Linked DNA regions of Homo sapiens: all the other regions are linked to region 1. The links are chromatin contacts, found by Hi-C or POLR2A ChIA-PET in ENCODE. All regions are on one chromosome and are shown on one strand. Each heading gives the region's core, a stretch centred on a gene start or an enhancer-like site at or near the end of the contact. The rest is flanking DNA. Distances are from core to core; before and after follow the strand shown.

Region 1 (2,700 bases), core at 188-2,687:
TTCACAAAAGACTGTATAACATGGTCAATATTTAAAGACCTTAAACTATCTTCTCTTTCCTACATTTTTGATAAACATTAATAACAGTAAAGAAACCAGGCGCAGTGGGATTACAGTCCTGAGGCCGAGGCGGGAGGATCACTTGAGGCAAGGAGTTTGAGACCAGCCTGGCCAACATGGTGAAACCCCGCCTCTACTAAAAATACAAAATTAGCTGGGCATGGTGGGGCGCCTGTAATCCCAGCTACTTGGAAAGCTGAGACACGAGAATTGCTTGAACCCGGGAGGCAGAGGTTGTAGTGAGCGAGATCACTACGTCACTGGACTCCAGCCTGGGCGACAGAGTGAGACTCCGTCTCAAAAAAAAAGGAAAAAAAAAAAACAGTAAAGAAAGCCTGTAGTAGATTATCAATTTCTGAAACAGTCCCAAGGCAAATTCAATTGAGAACTCGTTCCACGAGTTCATTGCTTAAGAAAAACAGCGCTTGTGTTTAATCTTTTGGATTAAAAAAAAAATCAGAGCCTACGTCCTACAGTTTTAGTAAAACTGGGCTGAGCAACTGGAAAAAGCCAATGCTCAATCACAGTATTAAAATACAGAAAACTTTGCGGAAAAAAAATAAAGGAAGTCGGGGGGCGGGGTGGGGGGGGAATGCGTTCGCCTCACATGACCACGATGAGCTGTTCTTGCTCCGGTTCTAATTTGAGCTACTCTCTGGATTTTGGGGAAGGCCCACTTTTACACATTCACTCATGAAAAGGGAGCGCACACAAATCCGGCCACGTCACCAGCTGTTGCGCGCGAAGGCAGCTTGGCGGCGTCGGTGCTGGTTCCGGAGGGCGCTCAGCGGGAAGAACCGGGACACAGAAACGGGGGCAGGGAAGCAAAGGGGGAACAAGAAAAGTGGAAGCGATGTCCCCAAAGCAGGTTCCCTTTCCTCCTAAACTTTTTGGCTCTCAGACAAATCCTAAAAGTCCCTCGTCGCAGCATACAAAGTTGTGGGTAAATCCAGCGCAGTGGGGGGCGCACGGCCTTACCTGTGCCATGGCGACTACTCAGGTCAGGGGAAGGTGAAGCAGGACTGCAAAAGAGAAGAAACCTCGGGCTTAGCGCGCCATTTGCAACTCGTGCCCTCCCCAAGCGCAGGTCCGCGGGGACCCGGCGGCGCTCAGACAGCCCGGAGGGCCCCGCCACGGGGCCGACCCGCCCTCTCGCAGCTACCGGGACAGCTCTCGGCCGAGCGTCCGCGCGAATCCAGTGCCCCGCGACCACGCTCTCCTCTCCAGAAGGAGCCCCCTCCCCGGGCTGCGACCACTCACCCAGACTGTGGGACCCAAGTGCCCCGAAACCCCGGGAGAGCGGCGGAGAGCCGGGCGACGGTACGCGGGGCGACGCCGAGATGCAGACGCTGAAGGATCCGGCAGCTGCACCTAGACTGATCCAAGCAACGGAAACGCCAGCGGCCCCACCCCGGCCCTGCCCGGCTTGGCCCGTCCCACCCCCGCCAGGGCCCCAACCGCAGGCCGGCCGCGCCAGCCGGGCCCGCCCCTGCCCCGGCCTCAGCGCGCCTGCGTGGGTCGCGGCTCGTCCCAGTTGGTCTCCCGCGGCGCGGACTGTCCCGCTGGTCTCGCGGGCCTGGGTGGGGAGCGGCCGCAGAGCTGCTGGAACCAGGAGGAGGCGCCGCTCCCCCGAGGGCCCCGGAGACCTCTTGTCCTCGCGCCGCGGGAAGGGCCTGGGGAGCTGTCCAGGGCTCGGGGTTTTGGAGGTGCTTGAGCCTCCCTGCCCTCTGTGACCGCAGGAACCGTAGCCTCACTTGGGTGCTCAACATAGTGCGTGGGCGTCTTTTTGGAGGCGAGACAAAATCATCGCAGCTAAGGACAGCGCGCCTTTGTCGATGGGATAGAAAAAACGTGAAAGGAGGGCCGTTTCCCAAGTTGTTTTTGTTTCTGTTTTGTTTTGTTGTTTTGTTGTTGTTTTAATGCCTATTATTGCTTCCTAGATGGCCCTCTCTTAAATGTACAGCCTTCTAGTAGCGTATGTGGGCTATTTGAAAACCTCTGCTTCCAATCAGTTTCTGTTTTCAAAACTAGCCTAGAACTTTAATATGACTTAAATTTGAGCAATGCCTCATATTGGTTCAACATAAAATATATGAGTATATGAGAGAGAGGGGGAGGGAGGGAGAATCTACAGCGTATTGTACTAGCATGGTGCTGTGTTCTGTGAAAGGGCTTTATATGCAAAGCAGCCCCCAAACGCGAAGGAGTCAAGAAACCAAAGAACGAGACAGACAAATCCAGTCTGTAGGTAATAGGGGTGCTATTGGAGGATGTGGTAGACAGAAGCGTGGCCTTGGGCGGCGGCAAGCAGATAAATTTCTGCACTGTTACTCCCCAGACCCTGGCCTTATATACCGTAAGGAAAGAGTATACTGCTCTGTGCAAGACAATTAAAGGCAGCCCTCCGGAACAGGTGAGAATGCCGTATGCTTCATAGCCTACAATGTGGGCAATAGCATCAAGGTTGACATGTTCTTATGCTAAGGACAGTTTAAAAAAAAAATCCTAGGAATCAGGAGGTATTCATGGGACTGGGGTTATTAAAGGTCAACATGGCGGATTAGCATCCGGGATATAATCACTTTTGTCTCCATATGCTGGAAAAGGAAAAGTAGAAGACACAGGGACCTTCTCAGACTT
Region 2 (2,700 bases), core at 158-2,657, 2.4 Mb before region 1:
CACTGTGCCTGGCCCTCTCTGTCTTCTCTAACTTACTACACCATCCAAGAAATGAGACAGTGAGGCTTAAGACACCCAAATCTTGGTGAAAATATAGGATGGGGGTTGGGGGTGTAGAAGAAGTGACTGCCTATCAAGAAGTGAGAATTTCAGAAGTAACTCATAGGCATGGTGACTAAGGAGTTAACAGTGAGTGAACAATCAACTCCAAAGTCCAGGAGAGCTGTCTAGATGGGCTACACTGCTCTTCTCCCATAGGAGCCCTGTTTCATCTCACTGCTTCTCCTTAGCTTGTCTCTTAACACCATCTCCATTTGGTGTCTGCTTCCTCCTGCCCTATTCTCTTAAGTTCCCTTCCTTTACCCTCTGCCAGAATTGTCTTTTCAGAGCGAGTGGCGATGAAAATGGAGAGCATGGGTTTTACAAGTAAACTCTACAGAATTTTGTAACTTGGTGTTTTAGGATATGTGGATGTGTGTAAGAAAAGGGCAAAGTGTCTCAGGTTTCTGGGAGGTAACGGTGGATAAAGTTGGCGTTTACTGAAATGGTAACGCTGCAAGGCAAGTAAATTTGGGTAAGAAGCTGTTAAGAGTTCAGTTTTGGACATGTTTAGTTTGAGACAGCTGCGTGGTCTGCTCATGGTTAAACAGCTGTATAGTAAAAATAGCTTTCGTTGAGCACTTACTACTGCCAGGCAACATGCAAATCACTACGATCTCAATCTTCACTACACCCCTATGACCTGGGTTACTAATGGTCCCAAATGGCAGATGAAAAAATAAAGCTCCAAAAGGCGAAATAACTTCTCCGGTCGCTTCATGGTGCTGCAGGAACTCAAGCCTAGCTGGTTTCATTCCAAATCATGAGAAAATATGACGCCAAGTTTTCTCCACACTTCTTTGGAGACTCCCACGGACGTGCTAAAGAAGGACATTTTACTCCTAGTCCTTCTCCCCCACCCACCCGACTGCGCCACTCACCAGCTGTGTGATCTTGGACATATATAAACTCTCTGGAATTCAGTCCCCTCCCCGCCCAAAAGCGAGCAAATGATCTCTAAGCTCCTTACCACCCCAATTTTGCATTCGAGATACTCACCATGGCAAAAAATACACAAAGAGAAACACCACCACATCGAAAAGGATGAAAAGCCAGAGGTCCAACCAGTAGGAGTGTTTGGGAAGCCCATTTGCCCCAGACTGAGGCCTCACATCGAAGTTCTGCCTCCCTCCCTCGCTAAAGCCTCGCCGCTCCCGGAGACCATCTCGACCATCAACACCCGGTGCGTCCACCTCCATCTCGCTCCTGCAGCTTCGTAACAACCCTAGAAACCGAAAATGCTTAAGTTCCCGGACTTTGGTGTTCGCCGCACCGGAAACTGAGCGGAGTCCGGCCGCCTGCGCAGTGCGCCGCGCCCCGGGTTCCGGAATGCACTCTGAACCTACTCTTCCCAGCGCGCAGGCGCCTGGCTCGGCTTTCCGCTGCCTCCGTGACCGCTGGCATGAAGCGCGGCCTCCGCCTTGACACTAAGTCAATGGGCCCGCCTACTTCTGCCTCGCGGCGTCCCAGGCAGATAGCTGGTTATTCAGGTTTCGTTGGAAGAAATACGTTCTCGTCCCCCTGAAAGGCCCAGTCCAGTCAGGTGATGGACTCCTCCCTGAAACTGCACGAGGTCACCTCTCCTATCCCCGTATTCCGTTTGGATCCTTATGCCAACGTGTTAGGAAGGCCCCCTCTGGTGGGTTTTGTACTGTCTCTAGCATTTGACACTTAATATTTAAACACCACCAATGAGGTGGACGTCCTACTCACGGGACTGAGTTTCCAAACGGGCCAGAGAGCAGCACGTGAGCATTTTGCAGGTACTTCAAGGGAGTGGGTTTAAGAATAACCTGGCCGCGCCCCCCTGTAATCCCAGCACTTTGAGAGGCCGAGGCGGGCGGATCACCTGAGGTAAGGAGTTCGAGACCAGCCTGGCCAACATGCTGAAATCCCGTCTCTACTAAAAAAAAAAAAAAAAAAAAAAAAATCCAAAAATTAGCCGGGCGTGGTGGCAGGCGCCTGTAATCCCAGTTACTCGGGAGGCTGAGGCAGGAGAATCGCTTGAACCCGGGAGGCGGAGGTTGCAGTGAGCTGAGATCGTGCCACTATTGCACTCCAGCCTGGGCAACAGAGCGAGACTCCATCTGGGGGGAAATGGGGGTGGGAAGAATAACCCAAAGGTTATTTGACTTTGAGTGTGAGCCTCAGCAAGAACAGAATGCTAGCAGGAAGAAAATGACCTATACTGCCTGGATTTTACCTCGTGGGTCCAATTTCAAATATTCTCTTTCTTGTCACATTATGATTCCTGAATTGTTCAGAAAATAACGGGCACCCAGACATATAAGTGGTTCTCTTGGTGCATAGTAAATGGAGATAAGACTGTAGTTGTGTTTTTACAAAGTCATTAAATCGTCGTAAAACCTCTTTGAAGGGGCAGTACTCCATCTTATAGAATTAGGAAATGAGACACAAAAGGAGTGAATTGTCTAAGGTTACTAAAAAAATTATAAAGCCTAAAATTAACTCCAAATCCAGCACTCTTAAAGCTGTTCCATAGCTTCCTAACCTTGCTCCAATTTGCCTCCAAATCAATTGCCAGGTTTTAGAGACAAAGATAGTATACGACCTTTCAAGAAAAATGCTTTGTAGATTCTG
Region 3 (2,700 bases), core at 122-2,621, 2.9 Mb before region 1:
TACAATTTATCTCCAGTTTATTTGCCCCATACAAGCATATTCTTCCTTTTGTTCTTTTATTTGCTACAATTTAAGATAAGAGATCAGTGATACCTGCTAAGACTTAGAATCTGTCTATATTCAAGAAATAACATTTCAAATTAAAAATTTGAAGCCTAAAATTTGTGATTTGATTTTGTTTCCATATTAAACTATAAGTTTCCAAAATAAAAGCAACCATGTAAAAATATTATGAGATCATTTCCTTCTCCTGGGAAGGGGAGAACTGAAAAAGAGGAGAGAGGCAGGCAAAGGCCTTCTGGTCCACTTTGTTTCTGACAACCCCTTTTTCCTCCTCCCACTTAGCAGAGAGAGACGTGGCAGCCTGAGCGCTGGTCAAGCTCATCCAACCAAGAGCACTTAGGAAGTCGGCACGAACACACCTAAGTAGCAGCCTGTTGCTGAGTGACAGAAAAGAGAGGCTGAGATGGTCACTCCAAAGAACAGGAAGCAGCCAGTTCCCTCTGAACTGGTCCTCAGAGGAATCAGCTTCCTCACGCAACCCAGTTTGCCACGTCAAACTTCCTCACACAGAGCACCAAGTTAAAGAAACCTGACTCAGCTTCAAGCGGCGACACGGCAGAAAGCCACTTGGTATAAGCAGGCCTAGGATCAAAATCTGGGGAGCCCCAACCCCAGAACGGCCCCCTGGCTCACTGTCACCCAGCAACTCTAGCCAAGGTGCACTTCTAACCCTGGAACAAGTTCGTATTTGGCCAGATCAGTTTCACTATTCGGATGTCCCGAGGCTTCAAGATATAGTTGCCATTTTTACCATGAATATTTCTAACATTTCCTTCCTTCAAAAAAGGAAATTAAGTTGATAAGGAGATGAGAAAACCGCTGGCAATGACACTCGAATGGTGGCCACTGAGGATCCTAACAAGGCAGTTCCTGCATCCCAAGGCAAAAGGTGGGGGCGGGTAAAAAATGCCCACGCCCACCTCCTGCTCCCCCATCCCGCCGGCCCCACTATTAAACTGCACTAGAAGGCTAAAGAACAAAGAATGAGTTCTCCTCCCGCCGCCACTGCCTCAGGTGAGCACCCGGCCTCCCGCCGCGTCCCCGGGCCGGGCGCCGCAACCCGCTCCGCTGTGCCTGGGCAGGGCTGTCCCGCATGAAGGCGTCCGCGGGTGGGAGGCTTTACCTGTTCCCGCTCCCGCACCCCGCGGGCTTCCGAGCGCTGGCGGCTCTGCGCCTAGTGCCGGCAGCCCTCGGTGGCCGGGCTCCCGCTGCGGTCGCTTCTCCCGCCGCGCCTCTTCCCCGGCCGGCGTCCCCTTAGCCTGGACTCACGCTCGGAGTTGCAGCTGGGCTGGGAACTGCCACGTCAAACCCTTTCTCGGCTGCGCGCCCCCAGCGCCGGGCTTGGACCAGCCGCCGCGCTCCCGCCTGCGCACGCGCACAGCCACCGGCCGCCGCGGGGCGGGGCCACCGGGCTGAGCCTGCGAGCGGCCGAGCGACCTCCCCCTTTTCGCTTTTTCCCTTTTTCCGGTTTTTTGTTTTTTGGTTTTCTTTTTCCCGTCTTTTCTTTCCCCTCCCCCTACAGGTCAAAGCCTTTAACGTCGTGGCTAAATCAGAACCGTATTTTCTCGGCGCAGCCCCGCAGGAAGGAGGGGAGCGCGTTCATTCATTCTTCCATCAACAGGTTGCAGTTTCAGCTCTTCATTCATTACGTATTACTTAAATAACTAATAGTTCAGGTACTGCACTACCGTTACATACGGGAAAGTACACGATCTGGACCTAGGGGAGATTACCGTTTAAAGGCGAATCTGGCACGTGTACACGCACATTTGATGACGTACCCGTGCAATGCACTACAGAGGAAGGAACGCCCAAAGCAGCCTGGCAACGTGTAACGCGGGAGGAGTGGGGGGTGGGGGAGATGTCCCAAAGGAAAAGTGTGGGAAGTGGGGTTTCCATTGATATTGGGGTTGTTAGCGTTGTGTATACTCCTTCTTCCGCATATTCCTTGTTTGTGAAGTAGGATGGCTGATCCCAGCCCCAAACAGGAATCTCTGCATGGAAAAGCACCCAGCGTTTAGCTCACCGTCCTGTGAGAAACAGCTCAGAAATAAAGGCAACCTATATGAGATCTGGAGCTTACCTCTCTATCTCACCCTAAAATCAGGACCATCTGGCTGGTTTCCTATCATCTTTCACTGCTAAATAGAAAGACATTCAGCCACTCCCAGGTTTGGTATAGCTACCACTTTGCTCAAACTTACAAAGTAAAAACCAGCCCGGTGTTGTTGTTTTTAACATGCACTTTCTTCCCGGCTACAAGAAAGCCACTTGACAAATACCTTTACTGATGAACTGCCTAGGTAAAAACGTACATGGGGATGTTGCTACTCCCGAAATGCTACATGAATTGTGCAGGAATTTTAAGTCATTTTAGCAGTAAAGATATATGGTCCATTTATCCCACTCTTAAAAGTTTTTAAGGCATGGGGCAAGGCACAGTGGCTCACACCTGTTATCCCAGCACTTTGGGAGGCCAAGCAGGGAGGATTGCTTGAGGCCAGGAGGCAGTGAGCTATGATCACACCACTGCGTTCCAGCGTGGGCAACAGAGTGAGACCCTGTCTCAAGAAAAAGAAAAAAAGATTTTAAGGTAAGATATCTGGCCTACATCCAGCTTCAACACTGATCAGGTTT
Region 4 (2,740 bases), core at 3-2,502, 2.1 Mb before region 1:
CGTCCTGGAGTCCACGCACCCCGACTATGCATCAATTCCTCAGGCTTCGGGGCACCCGCCCGCCAAGCACTCTCTGCTCCACTCTTCTTGTCCCTCTGCTCCCAGTCTCAATTCCTCCCCAACTCTCCCGCGAGCGTTTCCCACGAGCGCCCCGACTGCCCGCTGCGCAGCCGCCTCCAAAAGGACAGGCTCCCTCCTCCCCGCCCTCCGCAAGGGCCGCCCCGGCGCTTGGCTCTGGACCAGAAAGAGCTGGCCTCTGGGGTCTGCGCTGCCCCTTGGGGTCCGCTCCAGGCGGCGCCTCCCCTGCGCCCTTTGTGTGCACGCCGCAAACCCCTCTGCAGAGCTCTACTTTTGGCGGCACAGCCTTCGGCGGAAAAGCGAGTGAAAGGAGGCGCGCGGGACAAGCAGGAGACTGGAAGGGGGGAAAAGGCAACCGCACTCACTTTGGCAAGGTTCCGTCATGTTGCCTTTGGGCTGTCCCGTGGACTCGTCCCTCACCCCAGCTTCCCCGCCCAGCCAGGGCCAGGGCGAGGGGGGACGGGGGAGGAGCGGAGCCATCAAGACCGACTTGGAAATGGTGCTTCCGGAGCTGCAGGGAAGGGGCTCAGAAACTGTTTGGGTTTTGCTGATTGGATTTTGGGGAACCAGAGGGCTAGAGAGGGGCTAGGGGAAGGCCCGTGAGCACGGATGTATGAAAATAATCATGTTCCCGGGGAATACCAAGAGGGTCGGGGGTGAGGGTGGGAGGTCGGCAAGTACATTTTTGTATTTGAACTTTGTGAGCAAGTTGTATCAAATCCGACACTTGAGTTTTTCGACTGTGCTCGCTTAGAGTTGAGGTTTCTACCTCGTAACAGGACCGAGGACCTACTTCAAAAGCAAAGGGCCTGGGAACAGGGGTGAACGAAGGGCACAATTCAACAGGGGAGAGAAATCAGCCCCGGGTCTTCCGTGGGTCCTCTTCTTACCTGGTGGCTTTTCTAACAAAGTATGAGAAGGTAAAGTCCCAGTGATCGTCCAGCCATGCTTCGACCGAGTCCTGATCCCTCTGCTGCTGCTTCTGCTGCTGGGGCTGCTGCTGCTGTCGCTGCTGCCCGAAGCTGGGGCCGGCCCGCTCCATGGTTGGCACCGCGCGCCTCGGAGGCTCTCTGGTACTGCTTTTCCACCCCAGCTGGGGTCCGTCCCTCAGAAGAACAGGACTCGGCCTCGAGACCCTCCCCCTTCGTCCTGCTCCAGTCGGGCCGGCTTTCGACAAAGCGGCCGGAGCGCCAGGCCAGCCTCCTGCCCCGCCCCGCCCCGCGCGGTTCTACGGGCGCCCAGGTGTGGTGGGCGGGGCCAGGCGCAGCTGCTGCGCCCCCCCCACCCGGGGTCCGGCAGTGTTCCGCTCTCGCAGGCTCTTCAGTCCCCTGGTTCCCAGGAGGCGGCGGCGGCGGCGGCAGCGGCAGCGCCCGGCGAGCTCTCCGGAAGCCAAGTGGCGGCGGCTGGAAGGAGGCCGCGCGGCCGCTGGGGTGCGCTGTGTGCCAAGCCGACTTCTGGGGAGCGCGCTAGGTGACTGGGTGTGTTCTCAGAGTGCCCCAGGGAGGGAAGGTCGCGATGTGGGAAGTTTTGCCCGAAAGTAAGAGATGATGAGACCCTGGGCCCTTTTCCTGGGGCCTGGGAGTGCAATGACCTTCCCGCCTAGCTTTTCCCTAGCCCTACGCTTGGGTCTGGGAGGAGCGGGACCGACCTCCTTCAGAGCCCAGCCCGCTCAGTGACTTAAAGCGGTCCAGCCACGGACCACTGCGGGTGGAGAGAGCTGGGGCGTGTGCTAGCAAGAGAGATTTGCAGGTGTAGGTGGGTAACTTGCAACAAAGCCATACCCGTGCTTAATGTTAATGATAACAGCAATAATTATAACTTAAGTGCCTTTAACCATTGCCTCAAACTTCCCTTATGCATAACTGGAAAAAGATTTACTTGGAAAAGAAAAAGCAAACAAATAATTTCCAATGCTTTGTGCATGAAGTTAGAAAACAAGGGCACCTCTGTACAATTAGGTTAATCCGAGAGCACTGGCGCAACCCAGGTGCAGTCGAGGGCAACCAGTTATCCCAATTTTAAATTAATGCATCATTTTAATTAAATTGGAATTAACACTCCCTCAAAAGTATCCATTAAAAATGGCTCAGCCTTTTTGTCCAATCCCTATCTTGCTTCTTTAAAAAAGGAATTGGTGTCATCCTTTGCTTTGTCTGCATCCCCATCTTCCTGTCATGCATTGGCAGTTTTAATATGGCATTTTGCAATGACCTATATTTTTTGGTAGAATTAAATCTGGAATTATGGGTTGCACAATGTGTGAATGACACCATTAGCAGTGATATAAAAAAAAATGAGTTAGCTGATATACTTCTGACAACTTCCTTCTAAATACTCTTGGCAAGAATTTAAGGCATTATTCACTACATAGAAACACATCATTAAATTGATAATCTGAGAACTTTTAAAAGTATCTTCTAGTCCCCCAATGCAATGGTTTATCTTTCCTTCATTGAGTAATTGACCTTTTGCGACTTCAGTTTTTCTGAAACTTTACTGCTGTATGCAGGTAGCCACAACCAAAGAAAAGCAATCAAAGCAGTAGAGTATGAACTAATGGGTGATAAATTATATTGGATTTAGAAATGAGAATTCTCTCCTAATGTGTTACTATGATAGTGATTATAGTGCTCATGGAATACAGTCATGCGTCACCGAACAA
Region 5 (2,791 bases), core at 292-2,791, 2.5 Mb before region 1:
TTATAGTAAAGATGTCCATGTCAATTTGGGACATATTTAAGATACTGTGTGAAATCCAAAGGATGTTGCTTAAAAATGTCCGACGTATAGATATACACCTGAGAGTTCTTGGTGCACAGGACACGTGGTAGGTAAATCCATGATGGGAAAGAGACTGCTCAAGGAGACATGGATTAACATTAAACAGAAACAGCAAAAGAAAATGGAGTGCTGGCGAACAGAGACCACGCAGCGGAAAAACAGTATTTAAAGTGCACCAGAAAAGTAGCTGCAGAATGAGGAGAAAATGACATTAGAGAAACGGAGGGAAGAGTTAATGGTGTGCTCTTATTGTTTTAAAAATGCAGAGTAGGATCTTTTTTTCCCCCACCCCTCCCAAAGTTTTTAATATTTTGAGGGCAGAAACCACGGCTTTATTTCATCCTATTTCTGACAGTGCCTAGTTCAGTAAAGGGAACATAGTAAATGCTCAATAAATTCTTAATGATTCAGCCTCAGACATTACAAACGGGTCCTATTTGTCTCCTGTATCAACGACCAATATTTCTTCCCCCTCTTTCTTCAAATAAACTTTTAGAAGTGCCTCTGGGTTTACTGAAATCCATTTTTACAATTAGTATGTTCAACTTACACCAGCTTTGGAATGAGTTCCAAAACCTTCTTTATTTACTTGAGAGATATTCGGTATCAGTGACGATGGGTTTTTCCTTTACTACTATTCCTAAGAAAGGTTTATTCAAAATCAAAGTTTAGCCCAATTCCCAGCAGTACCTTTTAACTTAAAACCTGTTCGAAAGCACGGCAAAGAGGCGGACAGACTTTTCTGACAATCATTAACCAGGTCAACAGACTTATTAAAGCTATCTAATTAAAGGCAAGAAACAACTGCTTGGGGAATACACATTCACGCCACAGGAAGCCATTTAACTGCAAATAGATCGTCTAACGACTCACGGAAATCTAAAGGAAACTGCGTGTCCGCATGGGGTTCTGATGCCAAACTACGGATTGTTCTCTCAGGTAACACCTAACCTAAGTGAAGTCCTTGGTGGATCCGCGTTCTTGAGCTTAGAAAATACCGAATGAACTACCAAGAGCACCAGAATAATCGCCTCCTCCTGAAGAACTAGCCTCTTTCTCACCACACCAGACAGCACGTCCTACAACCACCTTTCCCCCAACAACCAAACTCCAGCGCCAAGCTGCCGCTTTTGCAGAAATGTTCTATCTCTTGGTCTCGCGCGATCTCGCGCCTCCGAGGAAGCCAACTGTATCGCGCACGCCATCAAATCCCCGCGGGAATAGAATTCCGCAGGTCCAGAAAGCCGGGAAATCGCGAGCGGAGGCGGAGTTACCTCGGTGAGCGTGAAGGCGGAGCCCGCTCCGAGGGGCGGGCTCGAGGCGGGGAGAGGGGCGGGGCTCCAGGGACCTGTTGATCGCAGGTGTCACTGGCCTGACTGGTCCCTGGGTATTGGGGCGTATGCGCATGCTCCGCTCACAGGGTCGGGCTCTGGGCGGCGGAGACCAGCCGCCTGTGCTCCAGTTCCCGGTGAGCCTCGGTACTGTGGCAGCAGTCAGTGTGTCTGGCGGGTGTCGGCGTGAAGCGGGGCTGGGCCAGCGGGAGGTAGCTCTGTGGGAGTGGAAGGCCTGTATTTCTCTACCTGGACCGCACGCTCCTCGCGCAAGGAGGGTAGAGCTCAAGGTAAGTCTCCGAAACTAGCCCTCTGGTTGGAGATCCAGAGACCTGCGACCCCCGCGGGCCTGACCGGGACACTCTCATTCTAGCCCCAGAGCTCGTCTCTCCCCTCGCAGCCCGGCGACCTCCTATGGCCCCGGCCCTCTGGGCACACACACACTCTCTTTGCTGGGCGGTTCAGACGCCAGAGGTCACGCAGCCCTTTCGCCCCTTCTCGCCGCGTCTGGCGGAGATGCCTCTGGCCAGGCTGGAGGCGCTCGCGAGGCGGGAGGAGGTGCTGTACTTGTTGGGTCCTGGATGTTATTGCTGCCGTGTTTGAGGGCGGCGACAAGCTGGAGTCCTGCTGGGATTGTGAGTAATACCCTTACTTGGCTCCTGCCCCTGGCTGTCCAAGCCACATTGCCTCGCCTGAGCACACAGTTTTTTACTTAAAGGGGTCCAGGATGGTTATGCTCCCTCCTTGGAGAAGAGAGATGACTGGACTCGTGAGATTCTTGGGGTGGTGGTTTCTCAGTGGTAGTGGTGATGTATATAAAGTTAATGTTTAGCTTCTAAAGGGCGGCTTACGGGGCATTTACCAAACTATTTTTAAACAGTGTTGGAGAACAGGAAGTACTTGCACAGGTGTAATAGGGAGGGTTTCTAAAACCTGCAATCTGAGGATGTTTTGAGGTTTGTAACCCTGCTACAAGGTTTTCTTTATCAATGCAAAGTATGCAGGGAATTACCAGTTGGACAGCAAAGTTTTCCGAAAGTTTCCTTATCTGGAAATAGATATATATATATATATATATGTGTGTGTGTGTATGTATGTATGTATAAATATATATATTTGCAAAGAATATCTAAGGCTATTTTTGAGGTAGGTTTAATAGTAAACTTAACCTGTAGTCCCAGCTACTCGGGAGGCTGAGGCAGGAGAATTGCTTGAACCGGAGGTTGCAGTGAGCCGAGATCGCGCCACTGCATTCCAGCAGGGGCGACAGAGCCAGACTCCGTCTCCAAAAAACAAACAAACAAACAAAAAAACGCAGTACACTTAGGAAGGTTTTTGTGATTAAGATCTGATTCACTTTTAGTTATTAAAAGAAAAGG

The links. A loop is a pair of places that touch in the nucleus more often than their neighbours do. ChIA-PET counts read pairs that join two places held with the same protein, here RNA polymerase II (POLR2A). Pooled maps may share reads with other maps.
Region 2: a loop to region 1 is called in a map of B cell, with 8 times the contacts of the local background. The contact joins the promoter of ARLN here to the promoter of ANXA5 in region 1. A Hi-C loop is called at or near these places in 1 of 168 maps with a recorded cell type or tissue (B cell) and 10 of 50 pooled maps. POLR2A ChIA-PET finds 5 or more read pairs at or near these places in 1 of 52 experiments (activated CD4-positive, alpha-beta T cell).
Region 3: a loop to region 1 is called in a pooled map, with 7 times the contacts of the local background. The contact joins the promoter of SEC24D here to the promoter of ANXA5 in region 1. A Hi-C loop is called at or near these places in 3 of 37 single-sample maps with no recorded cell type and 12 of 50 pooled maps. POLR2A ChIA-PET finds 5 or more read pairs at or near these places in 1 of 52 experiments (activated B cell).
Region 4: a loop to region 1 is called in a map of ascending aorta, with 10 times the contacts of the local background. The contact joins the promoter of PDE5A here to the promoter of ANXA5 in region 1. A Hi-C loop is called at or near these places in 1 of 168 maps with a recorded cell type or tissue (ascending aorta) and 13 of 50 pooled maps.
Region 5: a loop to region 1 is called in a pooled map, with 14 times the contacts of the local background. The contact joins the promoter of USP53 here to the promoter of ANXA5 in region 1. A Hi-C loop is called at or near these places in 2 of 37 single-sample maps with no recorded cell type and 11 of 50 pooled maps.

The regions. Positions count from the first base shown.
Region 1 is chr4:121,695,543-121,698,242 of GRCh38, forward strand. ANXA5 (annexin A5) reads right to left here and starts at 1,438. Exons shown (of 13, transcript NM_001154.4): 1 at 1,321-1,438; 2 at 1,039-1,082. The coding sequence starts at 1,047. RefSeq lists a silencer at 1,387-1,806.
Region 2 is chr4:119,299,238-119,301,937 of GRCh38, forward strand. ARLN (allregulin) reads right to left here and starts at 1,408. Exons shown (of 2, transcript NM_001001701.4): 1 at 1,099-1,408. The coding sequence starts at 1,298. RefSeq lists enhancers at 1,002-1,051, 1,152-1,381.
Region 3 is chr4:118,834,755-118,837,454 of GRCh38, forward strand. SEC24D (SEC24 homolog D, COPII component) reads right to left here and starts at 1,372. Exons shown (of 23, transcript NM_014822.4): 1 at 1,187-1,372. RefSeq lists enhancers at 728-1,619, 1,240-1,534 and a silencer at 1,046-1,535.
Region 4 is chr4:119,627,552-119,630,291 of GRCh38, forward strand. PDE5A (phosphodiesterase 5A) reads right to left here and starts at 1,253. Exons shown (of 21, transcript NM_001083.4): 1 at 969-1,253. The coding sequence starts at 1,120. It overlaps LOC107986192 (a long non-coding RNA gene), which reads left to right and starts at 239. Exons shown (of 1, transcript NR_165235.1): 1 at 239-2,740. RefSeq lists an enhancer at 97-146 and a silencer at 1,187-1,586.
Region 5 is chr4:119,211,172-119,213,962 of GRCh38, forward strand. USP53 (ubiquitin specific peptidase 53) reads left to right here and starts at 1,542. Exons shown (of 19, transcript NM_001371395.1): 1 at 1,542-1,702. LOC101929762 (a long non-coding RNA gene) reads right to left here and starts at 1,473. Exons shown (of 3, transcript NR_125931.1): 1 at 1,356-1,473. RefSeq lists enhancers at 460-1,034, 1,157-1,276, 1,608-2,181, 1,887-1,936 and a silencer at 1,407-1,536.